Regions from separate parts of the Homo sapiens genome. Here region 1 is linked to region 2. Evidence: chromatin loops called from intact Hi-C (ENCODE). Cell type or tissue: CD14-positive monocyte. All regions are shown on one strand. Links, peaks and the distances in the headings refer to the core of each region. The heading gives the core; the rest is flanking DNA. Region 1 has its middle 200 kb from the start of LINC02513. Region 2 holds the start of LINC01258 (long intergenic non-protein coding RNA 1258).

Region 1 (5,377 bases), core at 122-5,121, 360 kb after region 2:
GCATGTTCCCTCCTGCTGAGGATATGTCCCGAAAATTGCACACGAAACTCTTACATCCCAGTGACCACATGGTCACACATAGCTGCAAGGGCGGCTGGTGTGATACATGGTTCGATTGCAGGAAATCATGTGCTGAGCTGAAAAACGTGGGATTATATTATCAAAGGAAGAAGAAAAGGATGGATACTAGAGGACAATCTCTGGCACACCAGGCTATTCTAACTATGTGGAATAATGTATACAAAGCACTTAACTCACGGCGGGGCATATAGCTCGTTGGAAAATAAGTTTGTTATTTATTCTTATTGGTGATATCTGGCATCTGAAACACATGCAGAAAATCATAAATTCAAATCAAGCAAGGAAAGGTCATAGAAAAATGGGAGAAGAATCATTTTTTATATCACCATGATATTATGAATTGGCTCCTCCTTTTTCATGCACACAAAAGCACTGCCTTTGCTCACATGCAGCATCCCCCGGGCTTCAAGGAGGGGGATAATGAATAGAGGCTTCAGTAGCCACCCCTTGCAGAGTCAGTCCACGCCACATAAACTACGGGACAATGATATCACAGGTGGCCATTGGTAAATAATTTCTACTGCAGCAGTTAATGGAAATGCAGTTTTCATTACAGTAAGGAAATTGAAATCTCAGCTGGCCTCTGTGGGTTCCATCCAACCTATCCTTCGTTGCTCATAAGATTGTGTGTTGTTTTCATTCCCCTCGTGATTAACCTCTGTCAGGAAGGGTAGGGGGAACTGGGTGATTGAAATCCCCAGGAAATCTCCACGTCGTGCTGCCAGTTTAACAATCTTCCGCAACCATCCTGACACCAGGGCTCTGAACAAGTAGGAAGGAGACTGTTTTTAATTTGAGGTAGAGATATTATCTAGTGGGGAAGGTTCTGGATGGCCAGCCTGAATTGAAGGGGTGATAGACATGCGGCCAATATGGAAGGGGAAAGAGAAAAATGAGAGAAGGTGGTGGCATCGAGGGACCCATGTCATTAAAATTTTCTCAAATGTATTGGACAACTTTCTTTGGGTGAGAGATTTGGGCCATCAATACTGTTAATGCCTCTTGCTACGGTTTAAGTGCCTGTGTTCCCCCCAGATTCATGTGTTGGAATCCTAACCCCCAAGGTGATGGTCTTAGGAGGTGGGGCTTTTGGGTGGTGATTAGATCATGACAGTAGAGTCCTCATGAATGGGGTTAGTGTTCTTATGAAAGAGATCCCAGAGAGGTCCTCACCCTTTCTATCACGTGAGGACACAGAAAGAAGAGGCCATCTATGAACCAAGAAGCCAGACCTCAAATCTGCCAGCCTTGATCTTGGACTCCCCAGCCTCCAGAAGTGTAAGAAATAAATTTCTGTTGTCCGTGAGCTACCCAGTCTATGAGATTTTGTTATGACAACCTCAATGTAAGACACCTCCCTACATAAAATATGTTTTCAACTCAATACACTTGGCTCTCTGAATTGCAATAATTTGTGGCTGTGCAAATTTTGTCTCTTGTTAGAGAAAAGTTCATTGAACAGGAACCGTGAAGACTTGTTCCTTCAGATTCTCCTTTTCTTTTATTTCTGGGTCATGTCTCAGCTCCTAATCTCTCAGAGGCCCCTCACTTCCTTTCCTGTCACTGCCAGCTTCTTCCTTGCAGATTTTATTTTTGCACCACCCACTCAACGGAGGAGGCAAGGAGCTAATAGATTTGAGAACATCTGCTGAGCCACATAAATCAAGGCGTTCAATCTTATAATTTTGTTGAGAAAGCAGAAGAGCAATAAACATCTTTATTTGGCAGAGGCCCACCCTGCTTACAGCTTAAGGTTTTATCTCTTCCCTGTTTTTTTCTGTCACTGCTCATCTTATGACTGAATGGTTTCTGGCTGCCATTTTGTTAGCCCAGAACTGAAACTGTATCTACCATGTGCAAGTAATTTATAGAAGGAAGACTATGGTAAAATCAGGAAGGAGGGAAAGTTTGAGTTTAGCAGACAGCCAGGATTAAAGGCTTCCCAAAGACCCCTGTACTCTGGCGTGTTTCAGGCGCAATCAGTTCAACAGGGAGTGGCGTTGAGGAGATCCATCTAAGCCATCCTGGAGAGCTAAGTATCTTTTCTGTCTGATTGCCCAAGGCATTCACAGAAAAAGAATTGCCATATCCTTCATTTATTCATTCATGCATCCCCAAATTCTTCTTGTTCAATCGCTCTTTTGGAGGCTACCTCTTTTTGCCATGAATGACAGAAGTTCATGGGCACGGGAACTAAATTCATCTAAGTCTCTCAAAAGACAAGCTACCAACTTGCAAGTCAACTAGGATTCGAGGTCAACAACCACTTCCCTCGTGAGTCAGTTGGGTTCAAGTTCCTCTTTAAGCCTAGAAGTTGCTCTGCTCCTACGCTTACCCTTTCACCTTGCTTCATTTCCATCTGCATTTCAGGGAGACATTTAAGCCTGCGGATGGCAGCACCAACTAGGAGACCAGAGAGCCTGACTTTCCTCACCTTCTCCTTTTGCCTGTCAAAATCGGCAAGACCACATAATGCTCCTCTCAGGCTCTAAAGAGGGAGCTGATTCCTGCCCATGGGCTTCCTGGGGAAAGGCAGGCCAGCAGTGCCAAAGGACAGATACCAGGCTGAGGAAGGAAAGAATTATATCACAGACTTTAGGGCTATGAGGAATCCTAGAGGTCATCATCCATCCCTGCACTGACAGATGGGAGTACCATGGTCAAGGACACATGCACACCTGTGGCAGAGCCAGATCTGGAAACTAGACTACTGGCTCCCAGTCCAGGGCTCTCTCCAGTGTGCCCAGTGTGCCCAAAGAGATGCTGGACTGATTGGTACCGAAGGACATTCATCAAATGCCAGAGTCCTTAATATCCCATGAAGACACCAAATAGACATAAATGTGGAACAATTGACAGAGAGAGGCAGGAACCTCTTTTTATTTATAGCCATTGGGTGCCCCTATTGGCCTATTCATGATGGAGGGGAGTTGAAGGGATCTGCAAGAGAGGAAGGGAGCAGAAGAAGCAAGACAAGAAGAACAGAGCATGGTGACCGGGAAAGTCAGTTATGGGACCAGCCTTCCCGTGTCCACATCCCAGCCCTCACACTTACTTAGGTGGGTTGCTTACACTTTCTGTGCCTCAGTTTGTTCATTGTAAAGTGGAGATAATACAACTATCTACTCAAAAGGTAAGGATTGAGTAAATTATTTCATGGAAAGCATTTAGCACAGTACCAGACTCACAGCCATTGTTCATATTACCAGGGAAGAGAAGCATTGGGAACAGCCAGGAGAAAACCACACAGCATCTCTCAGGCCTGACGGTAAATAACTCACTCGCCCTATTTCTAGCAGTGTTGCTAGAAGGCAGTAGAATGCACTGCAAAAGGCCTGAGTAGAAAAACTGTATTCATTATCATTTGTCAATTTATAAAAATAGATAAATAAAAATAAGTAGACTAATATGAAATAAATACAACTTTTAATTTGGGAAAAAGAAACTGTAGACTGGGGGCGGTGGCTCACACCTGTAATCCCAGCACTTTGGGAGGCCAAGGAGGGCCGATCACTTGAGGCCAGGAGTTTGAGACCAGCCTGGCCAACACGGCAAAACCTTGTCTCTACCAAAAATAGAAAAATTACCCAGGGCATGGTGGCACATCCCTATCATCCCAGCCACTCTGGAGGCTGAGGCAGAAGAATTGCTTGAACCCATAAGGTGGAGGTTGCAGTGAGCCAAGATCATACCACTGCACTCCAGCCTGGGTGACAGAGTGAGACCTTGTCTCAAAAAACAAACAAACAAACAAAAACTATTGGCACAAGGCTAAGCTGCTGTAACAAAGAGCCCAAAATACCATGACTTAGAGAACAATAAAGATTATTTCTCTGTCACATCACAATCCTGATGTGAACTATGCAGGTCAGGGAGGAAACTCTGTCCTTTACCTTCAGGAAGACTGGTTCTTTCCAATGTATTGCTTTACCATCCCCCTCAGAATCTTGTCCAACTAAGTCATCACCACATCCAAATTGTATCCAGCATGGAGAGGAAGCATACCCATGGTCTTAAGACTGAGGCCAAGAAGTGGCATCATCATTTCCGGTCACATTTAACTTGCAAGAATTTCATCACATGGGCACACCTAGCTGCAAGGGAGGCTGGGAACGGAGTTTGGCTGGGTAGTCACAAACTCAAAAAGAAGGAGAGAACAGATCTGTGTTCAAATCCAGTTCTTTCAGTTGCTTATTGTGTTTGAGGTCAAATTATATAGGCTCTCTCCTCCTCTTTTGCTCGTTTATTTAACCAGTTCTCTCTTTTTGGGCACTCTTTCTTTCCACAAGTATTTCTTGAGCACCTACTATGTGCCAGGTACTGTTTCAGGTCATCAGGATGTAGCTGTGAAAAAGACAGACCAAGCCTTTGCCCCTCTATGGCAGAATCACCACAAGGCTAATGAATGACAGACCTTTTCTTCCCTTTCTAAATCAGTGTTCATTCTCATGTCTAATTTTATATTCTTTTTTAAAAATTGTTTTTCTTAAAACAGGCCTCAGATTTATATGTGCTTCGGGTCACACAAAACTTGGATCTTCCCCTACTGCTCTCATGGGGCTGACATCCTAGTTGTGAGAAAGAAAGCAAACACATTAACAAATAAATATATACTTCATCACATGGTGATCGTCTTATGACATAACAAATAAAGGCATGGTAAGAAGACAGGGGCCACTTTATTTGTCCAGGTCAAGACCCTCTCTAAGGAGGTGTCGTGTGAGCAGAGATGGAACAAAGGGAGTTGTTTCTACCTTTTACTACTCTAAAGATCATGGTGACTCACTGTCTTATACACAAACCTTTGTGTAAGCTTCTGATTATTTCTTAGAATCTATTTCTGGTAGTGGAGTTAATGAGTCAGGCAGACAAATGTTTTTAAGTTTCTCAAAACCATGGACTGAAACCTCTCTTTTTAATGAGATTTCTCATTAGAGTTGTGAAAGAAGCAATTGACAAAGCCCTAGATTCCAAGGCATTTTAGATCCATATTTAAGTTTGTTCAATATTGAAGGATGCTTAGGACCTTTAAGGATTACTTAAATCCTTGAACCCCACATCCTAACTAGCCTTTCCCCTCCTATCCCCAAGCCTACACGCATTTCTTTATCCTAGAATTATTTCTTAAATCATGGACTTTTACTGTGAAAAGGAACCTTGGGGCTGGGCACCATGGCTCACACCTGTAATCACAGCACCTTGGGAGGCCGAGACAGGTGAATCACAAGGTCAGGAGTTTGAGACCAGCCTGGCCAACATGCTGAAATCCTATCTCTACTAAAAATACAAATATTAG
Region 2 (5,377 bases), core at 291-5,290:
GACAGGTCTTTCCTTGTTCCTGGGCATGTGGAAACCCACATCCTGATCTCATCCTCTGGATTTATCCTCACCAAGTCCCCATTTGCCAATTCCTGAAGCCATTATTATTATTATTATTATTATTTTTGAGACACAGTCTCGTTCTGTCACCCACGCTGCAGTGCAGTGGCATGATCTTGGCTCACTGCAAGCTCCGCCTCCCGGGCTCACGCCATTCTCCTGCCTCAGCCTCCCAAGTAGCTGGGACTACAGGTGCCCACCACCATGCCTGGCTAATTTTTTTGTATTTTTTTTAGAAGAGATGCGGTTTCACCGTGTTAGCCAGGATGGTCTCGATCTCCTGACCTCGTGATCTGCCCACCTCGGCCTCCCAAAGTGCTGGGATTACAGGTGTGAGCCACTGTGCCCGGCCTCCTGAACCCATTCTTTCTTGTACATGCTGTTATCTTTGTCTGTGTGTCCTACTGAACACTCTCCCTTCACTTTCCACACTTCCTTGATTTCCCTACCTAATCCCTCTCATCCTTCAAGAGGTTAAATTCCACCCTACCCAGAGCTCTCTGGAGCGGCACCCTCCACCCCACGTTCTGCAAGATCAAGCATGGAGACACCTGTGTGCTCCCACATCACGTGCTTGCTTCTGCCCTGGCTCTCATTACACTGTATTGTCATTGTCTATTTCCTTGTTTGTTTCCCTCAGGAGTCCCAGGGTTCTTTGCGGGCCTGGACTCTGCCTCTTCAACATCTAACACAGTCACTGGGACATAATAGGTGTCCAATTCATGTTTGTAGAATGAATGAAGCAAGGAAGGAGTGAATGAAGGCCTCGTTTTCACCAGTTGTCTTTTAGAAAGCCTCCTGGAGGAATAGGGAAGGTCAAGTGGTAGAAGCTGCCTGACTGGTGGGAGAAAGGCTGTCTCTGCCCTCAGCTGGCCATTCTGCATGGCCTAAGCCCAGCTGGCCCAGTTCACAGTGCCCTGTGGGCAGTAGCACCAGAAGGCATCAGGGAGCTCCTTGTATTTTATTGACCTCCTGTGCATTTGCTGGGATGTCCTCACCATGTCTTGGTGGGATTGGCAGTAGGAAGTAGGGGAGGGGAGTAATTCTCCTCACTTGATGTACCTTCTGCCAGGCTGACAGGATTCTTCCTGCAGATAGAATATGATAGAGACATGATCACCAGGCTTGGCCAGGACAGTGACGTACATGGTGAAGTCACGTATCCAGTGAATGTTCATTGAGTGCCTGCTTTGAGCTGGACATTCAGCTGGTGCTAACTGGTTATAGAGTAGCCAGCACAATACCTGGCCTCAAGGAGCTAATAGTCTGTTCAGAGAGCCGGACCGTGAACGGAATATTATAGTGAAATTATAATTAGGTAACCCTTTTTCCCCCCTCAAGGTCTAAACAGCTAAAGAAGCCCAAATCCCTGCTTTTATGAAAATAGAAACATCAAGCTGAGATCAGGAATTTTAAAATTAACCAAGTCCTTTTATTTACATGATCCTTAGACCTCATGAGTCAAGTATAATTGTCTTCCTTTCAGATAAGAAAACTGAGGCTTAGAGACATTAAGCAATTTGCTTAAAGTCACCTAATTTTCAGGGGTGTCTTGGGACCAGTACCATTCAGATTATTCTCCTAAACCTACTCCTGTATTTTCCATTTTCCAGAAGGCTTGGTGCTTAGGAAGCCAATTCTGAGGCTTTTTAAGGTCCTGAGTTGCCTTTGAAATGATCAAAGAGACAGTTAGACTCAATATGGTTAAGTTATAAATGCGTTTTCTGAGTTTTGATTCTTTGCAAATTAGCCATCCATGGAGGGCACGTGACATAACGGGAGCAGGTCTTGGCACAAAGGCAGGAACTGCAGCAGGGAGGTGGGTGGGCAGGGAGCGAGGGAGATGAGATGCGGGGCTCCTCTGAGCATGGGGAGTGACCTGAGGCTCTGCTCGGGCTGCAGAGGCCAGGCTGGGGAAGGAGGCCCGGTGGCCTGAGGCATAGTGGTCAAAGGACAGTGCATACTCAGGCAAAGTTAAGACCAGCATCGGCACCAATTGGCATTAGTGAGTGTAATTCAGCCATTGGGAACCAGCCAGGATACTAATCTGTGGCCCCAAGCTCAGCAGCCAGTGCAGCCAGGTGAGCTGTACAGCCCAGTGGGAGGAGAAGCTCACCCTCCTTCAGAGGAGATAGGCACCAAGGCGGGGAGAGACCATCCTAGAAGGAGGAAGAGAGATTGGGACATGGCTCCGGATTATTGAGCAGGCTGTGATGTGGGGGATGAGGACACAAGAAAAGAACCAACATTCACTGATCACCTACTCTGTGCCAAATGATTTTACATGCATCATCTCCAGTTCTTTCAACAGTCCTGTGAGGGGGTATTAGTGTCCCCACTTTACAGGTAAGGTCACAATTTGCCAGCGGTCACAGAGTAATCAGAGGCCATAGCAGAGGCAGAATCTGAGCACAAACCTTCCTGACTCTTTGCCCCCAACACAGGGTGGGCAGGAGTTCCCCAAGGGGCTCCAGGACTCCCAGGATGCACACAGTCCAACTCTGGTTGACTTTGTGCCTAAACTCTTCTTTTTTTTTTTTGAGACAGAGTTGACCTGTCACCCAGGCTGGAGTGCAGTGGCACGATCTTGGCTTACTGCAACCACCGCCTCCTGGAGTCAAGCGATTCTCCTGCCTCAGCCTTTTGAGTAGCTGGGATTACAGGCACCCGCCACCACGCCCAGCTAATTTTTGAATTTTTAGTAAGGTGAGGTATCACCATGTTGGCCAGGCTGGTCTTGAACTCCTGACCTCAAGTGATCTGCCAGCCTTGGCCTCCCAAAGTGCTGGAATTATAAGTGTAAGCCAGTGCGCCTGGCCTGTGCCTGAATTCTGAAGTCCCACCTACCATGGTGTATCCCAGGCCACTGATCTATTGCCCCACCTAGAAAAGGAGACAAGTCTGGACCCAGCCAAGCGGGTGAAACTGACAGAGGAGCTGGCGCAGGGAAAGGAAGAAGGGCTGTAGAGAGTATGTGGCAACTTGCAATTAGGTAGAAGAGTCAGTTACTCAGAATACCACATGCCGCAACCATGCCGAAATGAGTTTACTGTAATTCCAGATAAAAACAAAACTGTCGGAGCAGAGACTTAGAGACTCGAGGCAGGGTTGGCTTATTTTTTTTTCTATGGTTTCGATATAATTCAGCACTTTCACTTTGTGAAGATAGACCTGACCTTTATGTGGTCTGGAGAATGCTGACTCAACATCAGGGTAACCAATGGTGCACTCATGACCCGAAACAAGACTGGTGGTTGTCAGGGTTCTTAAAGCTCCACACTTGGGCTCTCCACGATCTCGGAAAACCGTGCCTTTATCAGAAATGACAGCCCTTGTTCAAACAGAGATCTGGATAGGTGCGCATTAATTTCAAACATTTTTTTAAAAAGATATTTTCCTGACTTTGTAAGAGGTAGAGTAGGATGCTGATTTAGCGTAGGTCTTTTTCCCATTTCCTACAGTAGTACAGATGGTGACTGAAGGGCAGATGAAAAAAGAAAAGGGGAAGGAAGGGAGGAGAAAAGAGGAAGAGGGTATGGGGGAAGAGGGATGGCCGGCAAAGGAGGCCCACTTTTACTTCCTTGGAAATATTTCGTTCATTTTGAAAACTCAAACTCAAGTTTCTCCTGGAAAAGAAAAAGGCTTGGGATCTCCCAATTGCCTATTGGTATGATTTTTATCTAGCTCCACTTTTTGATTCTTTAGGAATCAAACCGTGAACTTAATTTTTCCTCCTATTTGAAAAGCATAGGCAAAAGTCCTGCCCTCTTTTCCAAAACAAAATGCAGCATCCACCCCCGACCCCCACCACACCTCAAAGCCCCAAAGTGACATTTTCAACAGACTTATCATAAATCAAATCTGCTGTGCACACCAGTAAATAGTGCCAGTAAGCCAGGTGAACCAAATCAGATTTTTCAGCCTTGACTTCCAGTGGTGAGAACAAGGATGTGCTGACCTAGGAAAAATGACAAGTCATGGGCGCCCTGCACCGGCCCTTTCAGAAGACGTAGAACACTGCAGGGGGTGGAGTCTGGAATAAGGAGAATCTGGAATCAGTGATGACCTAGTTGTCTTGAGGGCCAGGCTGAGGAGAAGCCTGATGGGTTACGCTTCAGAATTTCATGTGCTCATGGTAGGTCCTCTGCATTTTCCCTGTCAGAGTGGATGTTGAACTCTGGTGAGGATGAAAGGGAAGGTCCCAGAAATGACCTATGCTCTTGCTGGGGAGATCCAACATCTGGCTCAAGCCTTAAGCAACAGCCCCCTTGTCCCAGTCTTGATTTTGGACTCTCCATGAAGGCAACCTATCACAGACAGCCTAGAGAAAGCATACCACAGCTCATAAAATGTTGCTAGCATTCTGCCTATTGTAAAATTATCTGTAGGAGCCAACCTGTGTTCTGGAAAGTTATGGGTATAAGACGACGTGTTATAGGTGATTTTGATTTTCTTAATTTGTTTAACAAGCTTGAATTTGAACCCCAACCATTGGATCAAAAATGTCACATTTCTGGCCAGATGTGTTGGCTCACTCCTATAATCCCAACATTTTGAAAGGCCAAGGTGGGAAGATTGCTAGAGGCCAGGAGTTCAAGACCAGCTTGGGCAACATAACAAGTCCCCGTCTCTATAAAAAAAAAAAAAAAGTCACATTTCTCAATTAACTGTGGGTCTGAGCCTTTGCTTTTAAGGGTTGAAAAATCTTATCACAATTACATTTTAGGGAAACCATTCTCTTTCATAAGGTTATAATAACACGCTCCTTGGGACTTATGTGGTGCTTAAAAAATGAGAGAGGAGGCCCTTTTTTTTTTTTTTTTTGAGACAGAATCTCGCCTGTCGCCCAGGCTGGAGTGCAGTGGTGCAATATCAGCTCACTGCAAGCTCCGCCTCCCAGATTCATGCCATTCTCCTGCCTCAGCCTCCCAAGTAGCTGGTACTACAGGTTCCTGCCACCACTCCTGGCTAATTTTTTGTATTTTTAGTAGAGATGGGGTTTCACCGTGTTAGCCAGGATGGTCTCAATCTCCTGACCTCGTGATCTGCCCACCTCAGCCTCCCAAAGTGCTGGGATTACAGGCGTGAGCCACCGTGTCCGGCTGGCCCCTTCTCCATCACTTGTGGTCATTATCCTTCTTGGTGCCTTTGGGACACCGAAATCCAGGGGATCTCCTTTCCTGGTGGCCTGATTTACTATCTGCAAGCTTTGTCACAGACATTCTTCCAGGGTTTGAGGCTGCAGCTTGCAGAATGTAACCATGATAACACCCCAATGTCTGGGAAGCCCTGTGTAAGTGGGGCAAGGATTTCAAAG

Evidence for each region. Peaks named below come from ENCODE experiments on the same cell type or tissue, not always from the same donor. Only the 100,000 strongest peaks of a DNase experiment are listed, where the experiment ranks them.
Region 1: a loop joins it to region 2, with 4 times the contacts of the local background. A loop is called at or near these places in 1 of 110 quality-filtered maps.

What each region holds. Positions count from the first base shown.
Region 1 is chr4:38,163,321-38,168,697 of GRCh38, reverse strand. No RefSeq gene overlaps it. Among named protein-coding and RNA genes, the nearest start is that of LINC02513, 200 kb to the left of the region's middle. In CD14-positive monocyte, for the core only: a CTCF peak has its summit at 2,443 (motif pointing right); a DNase peak (open chromatin) is centred at 2,367; H3K4me3 peaks cover 1,214 bases; H3K27ac peaks cover 1,839 bases.
Region 2 is chr4:38,521,921-38,527,297 of GRCh38, reverse strand. LINC01258 (long intergenic non-protein coding RNA 1258) reads left to right here and starts at 4,118. Exons shown (of 8, transcript NR_110951.1): 1 at 4,118-4,195. RefSeq lists an enhancer at 2,895-2,944. In CD14-positive monocyte, for the core only: no CTCF peak of the experiment used is centred there; DNase peaks (open chromatin) are centred at 3,157, 3,577 and 4,077; H3K4me3 peaks cover 2,304 bases; H3K27ac peaks cover 2,965 bases.